Regions from separate parts of the Homo sapiens genome. Here region 2 is linked to region 1. Evidence: read pairs that join two places in POLR2A ChIA-PET (ENCODE). Cell type or tissue: MCF 10A. All regions are shown on one strand.

The links. Peaks named below come from ENCODE experiments on the same cell type or tissue, not always from the same donor. Only the 100,000 strongest peaks of a DNase experiment are listed, where the experiment ranks them.
Region 2: POLR2A ChIA-PET joins it to region 1 with 5 read pairs; 2 of 35 experiments call an interaction of 5 or more read pairs at or near these places.

What each region holds. Positions count from the first base shown.
Region 1 is chr2:158,884,121-158,886,620 of GRCh38, forward strand. No RefSeq gene overlaps it. Among named protein-coding and RNA genes, the nearest start is that of TANC1, 83 kb to the right of the region's middle. In MCF 10A, a CTCF peak has its summit at 1,337 (motif pointing right); a DNase peak (open chromatin) is centred at 1,449.
Region 2 is chr2:159,123,788-159,126,287 of GRCh38, forward strand. All of the region lies in intron 4 of TANC1 (tetratricopeptide repeat, ankyrin repeat and coiled-coil containing 1), which reads left to right. Among named protein-coding and RNA genes, the nearest start is that of MIR6888, 62 kb to the right of the region's middle. RefSeq lists enhancers at 1-313, 314-825. In MCF 10A, no CTCF peak of the experiment used is centred here; a DNase peak (open chromatin) is centred at 1,034.

The sequences.
Region 1 (2,500 bases):
CTTGGACCGGGCTTCCCCAAGGGTTCAAGAACTCCCCCACCATCTTCGGGGAGGCATTGGCTCGAGACCTCCAGAAGTTTCCCACCAGAGACCTAGGCTGCGTGTTGCTCCAGTAGGTTGATGATCTTTTGCTGGGACACCCCACGGCAGTCGGGTGCGCCAAGGGAACAGATGCCCTACACCAGCACCTGGAGGTCTGCGGGTATAAGGTGTCCAAGAAAAAAAGCTCAGATCTGCCGACAGCAGGTACGTTACTTGGGATTTACTATCCAACAGGGGGAACACAGCCTGGGATCAGAAAGAAAGCAGGTCATTTGCAATCTAGCAGAGCCTAAGAGCAGTAGGCAGGTGAGAGAATTCTTAGGAGCTGTGGGGTTTTGTAGACTGTGGATCCCAAACTTTGCAGTATTAGCCAAGACTTTGTAAGAGGTCACAGAGGGGGTGGGGACTGGGAATCTTTAGAATGGGGATCCCAACAACAGCAAGTCTTTCATGAGTTAAAGGAAAAACTTATGTCAGCCCCAGCCCTGGGGCTACCCAATCTGACAAAGCCTTTTACATTGTATGTGTCAGAGAGAGAAAAGATGGCAGGTGGACTTTTAACCCAAACTGTGGGGCCCTGGCTGAGGCCGGTGGCCTAGCGCTCTAAACAACTAGATGGGGTTTCTAAAGGATGGCCCCCCTGTTTGAAGACCTTGGCAGCAACTGCCCTACTAGTACAAAAAGCAAATAAGCTGACTCTTGGGCAAAACCTGAACATAAAGGCTTCCCATGCTGTGGTGACTTTAATGAATACTAAAGGACATCATTGGCTAACGAATACTAGACTTACCAAGTACCAAAGTTTGCTCTGTGAAAATCCCCGTATAACCATTGAAGTTTGTAACACCCTACACCCCGCCACCTTGGTCCCGGTATCACAGAGCCCTGTTGAGCATGATTGTGTAGAAGTGTTGGACTCAATTGACTCTAGCAGACCTGACCTCCAGGACCAGCCTTGGGCATCAGTAGACTGGAAACTATACGTGGATGGGAGCAGCTTCTTCAACCCACAAGGAGAGAGATGCGCAGGGTATTCAGTGGTAACCCTGAAGCCAGATGGTTGCCCCAGGGCACTTCAGCCCAGAAAGCTGAACTCATTGCTTTCATTCGGGCCTTAGAACTCAGTGAGGCTGAGACTGTCAACATTTACACTGATTCTCGGTTTGCCTTTTTAACCCTTCAAGTGCATGGAGCATGATAGAAAGAAAAGGGCCTATTGAACTCTGGGGGAAAAGACAGAAAATATCAACAAGAAATCTTGCAATTATTAGAAGCAGTATGGAAACCCCACAAGGTGGCAGTTATGCATTGCAGAGGACACCAGCGAGCTTCCACCTTGCTGGGTTTGGGGAATTCCCGCACTGACTCAGAGGCTCAAAAAGCAGCATCTGCCCCTTTCCAGGCATCAGTCACAGCTCCTCTGCTCCCTCAAGCACCTGATCTTGGACCTACTTCTTCTAAAGAATAAAAGGACTTTCTCCAGGTAGAGGGAAGGACAAGTGATGGAGGAAGGATGGATTCGGTTACCAGATGGGAGAGTAGCTGTGCCACAGCTGCGAGGAGCTGCAGTTGTAGTGGCTGTGCATGAAACCACCCATCAATGTCAGGAGTCACTGGAAAAGTTGTTAGGCCAGTATTTCTACATCTCGCATTTGTCAGCCCTCGCCAAAACGGTGACACAGCGGTGTGTTACCTGCCGACAGCATAATGCGAGGCAAGGTCCAGCCATTCCACCCAGCATACCAGCTTATGGAGCAGCCCCCTTTGAAGATCTCCAGGTAGACTTCACAGAGATGACAAAGTGTGGAGGTAACAAGTATTTACTAGTTCTTGCACATACCTACTCTGGGTGGGTGGAGGCCTATCCAACACGAACTGAGAAAGCTCGTGAAGTAACTCCTGTGCTTCTTCGAGATCTGATTCCGAGATTTCGACTGGCCTTATGAATTGGCTCAGATAACGGGCCTGCATTTTTGGCTGCCTTGGTACAGAAGACGGCAAAGGTATTGGGGATCACACAGAAACTGCATGCCGCCTCCCGGCCTCAGAGTTCCAGAAAGGTGGAGCGGATGAATCAGACTATCAAAAAGAGTATTATTGTCTTCCCCGCTGGATATTAACAACACCACAAGGGGCGTCAAACCATCTGTTAAATTTGAGGGAATGTTATCCTCTCCCCCTGTCCCCCGGCCCCGGATATTAGAGACAATAACACAGGGGTAATGTATACCCACTGTTTTGTTGGGAGTAACATCATCCTCTCCTTTCTTGGATGTTAGGAACAATATCACACTGTGCATGTACGCCTGTCATGAAATTCAATGGAATGTCATCCTGTGCCTCCCTGGATATGATGAACAATATCACGGGGGAAGTACAACTTCTGAGATATTGGGAGTGATCTCATCCTCTCCCCTCCGGGAGTTAGGGACAATATCACAGGGGTAGTGCACACCCT
Region 2 (2,500 bases), 240 kb after region 1:
TTCTCTTCCTCCAACTGCTTTTACTTCGTTTAGGAAATGGAAAGAGTAAAACCCCCTGCCTCCCACCTCTGTGGTCCCATTCAGTGACGCCAGTCTCCCCTCGTGCCCCCAGCCTCAGGTACAGCTCAATCGCTGCCTTCCTCCCTCCCGCTGCTGTTTTTCCCAAGTCATTTAACATCATACTGTTTTGTCTTCATACTTGAATTTTGAGCTTTCTTGGGCTGTGGGCAAGGTCTTGCATAGCTACTCCAGACAGGCCGTGCCAGTGGGTTTCAAACTTGAGTGGGAGGCCAGGTGAGGTGGCTCACACCTATAATCCCAGCACTTTGGGAAGCTGAGGCGGGCGGATCATTTGAGGTCTGGTGTTCGAGACCAGCCTGGCCAACATAGTGAAACCCTGTCTCTACTAAAAATACAAAAATTAGCCGGGTGTGGTGGTGCCTGTCTGTAGGAGGCTGAGGCATAAGAATCACTTGAACCTGGGAGGCAGAGGTTGCAGTGAGCTGAGATCGCACCACTGCACTCCATCCTGGGCGACGGAACGAGATTTTGTCTCAAAAACAAAAAACAAGCCTGAGTGGGGCATCGGAATCACTCTGTGGTCTGGGGAGGGGCTGAGAATTTGCATGTCTAATAAGTTCGCAGGTGATGCTGTTGCTGTTGGTCCAGGGGCTGGTCTGAACCCACAGGGAAAGAAAATTCTCAAGGATCCTGCCTTCCTTTTGGAGTCAGTTACTTCAGGCAGTGGAGGGCTCACTTCCTCCTTGTGCAAACAACAGAAGAGCCCTGTGGCTTAAGGCCTACTTCCTGAGTTCCTTAGACAAACTCTGAAATTAGCCATTCTAGGAAGATCGATCTTTCCTCCAGGGATATCTTTAAATCAAAGTTTGTGGTTGTTCAATTGTTTGTAGCTATTTTCTTAACCATTCCTACAAAGCTAAGGAAATCAGCTGCATTTTTTTTTTTTCCAGAGACAGGGCCTCATTTTATCACCCAGACTGGAGTACAGTAGCATGAGCATGACTCACTGCAGCCTCGACTTGTGTGATCCTCCCGCCTCAGCTCTCCCCACCCCCCGCCCTCCTCACCAAGTACAGGCACGCACCACCATGCCCAGCTAATTTTTGTATTTTTTTGTAGAGATGGAGTTTCACCATGTTTCCCAGGCTGGTCCTGAACTCCTGGGCTCAAGTGATCCTCCCACCTCAGCCTCACAAAGTGCTGGGATTTCAGGCGTGAGCCACCATGCCCAGCTGGTATTAGATTCTTTATGGCACATTGTAATTACTACCAAAAGTCAGAGGAAGTAAGAGCTAGAGATTTCCTCCTTGTGAGCTCACAACCAGGCATGAATGAAAATAAGGCTTAGGTGGAGTTCTGCCCATACAGATTTATTAGTAGGCTGTCACAGCACAGCCACACAACCTGCTTTATACGCCTGGTGAGGCTCCAGCTTTGTCCTTTTCAGGAGTCTGCTCTGACAGCAGCTTGCATTTGGTGTTTACCTGTAGCACATGAGACAGTGTTTCATAGACATTATGTCAGTGTTTTATTGCTGCCCTGAGAAATTACTACAAGCTTATCTTAAATCTATTATCTCACAATTCTTTAGGACAGAAGTCCAGGCACATCTGGCTCTCTTCTCTAGGTTTCCTTAGGCCAAAATCAAGACGGTAGCAGGGTGGTGTTCTGTTAAGGCTCAGGGGATGAACCACTTCCAGGCTCATTCAGGAGGGCAGAATTCAGTTCCATGTGACTGTAGGACTGAGGTCCCCATTCCTTCCTTCCTCCCTCCCTCCCTTCCTTCCTTCCTTCCTTTTTTGACAGAGTCTTACTCTGTTGCCCAGGCTGGAGTGCAGTGTCGTGATCTCGGCTCACTGCAACCTCCGACTCCCGGGTTCAAGCAATTCTCCTGCCTCAGCCTCCTGAGTAGCTGGGAATACAGGTGCCTACCACGCCCAGCTAATTTTTTGTATTTTTAGTAGAGATGGGGTTTCACCATGTTGGTCAGGCTGGTCTCGAACTCCTGACCTCAGGTGATCCACCCGCCTCGGTCTCCCAAAGTGCTGGGATTACAGGCGTGAGCTGTTGAGCCCGGCCTAGGTCCCCATTTCTTTACTGGCTGTCAGCTGAGGATTCTTCTCAACTTTAGAGGCTGCCTGCATTCCTGTTTGTGGTTCCCTTCCTTCATCTTCAATGCCAGAAAGGTGGCTTCCTTCTCACACTTTAGTGTCTGACCCTTCCTCCTGCCTTTTCTCACTTCTGCTTTCGAGGGTCTGTGTGATTATAGCAAGCTTACCCAGATAATCCAGGATAATCTATTTGAAGGTCATCTAATTAGTATTCTTAATTCCATCTGCAGAGTCCCTACATGGTCGTACCCAGATTGTGTTTGATTCAGTAATGAGGGGATGGGATCTTGGAATGATATCTTTAGAATTTGGCCCACCAAAGGCAGAATTCAGGTTTTCCTGCCATTTTACATCAGGGACTTAACAAT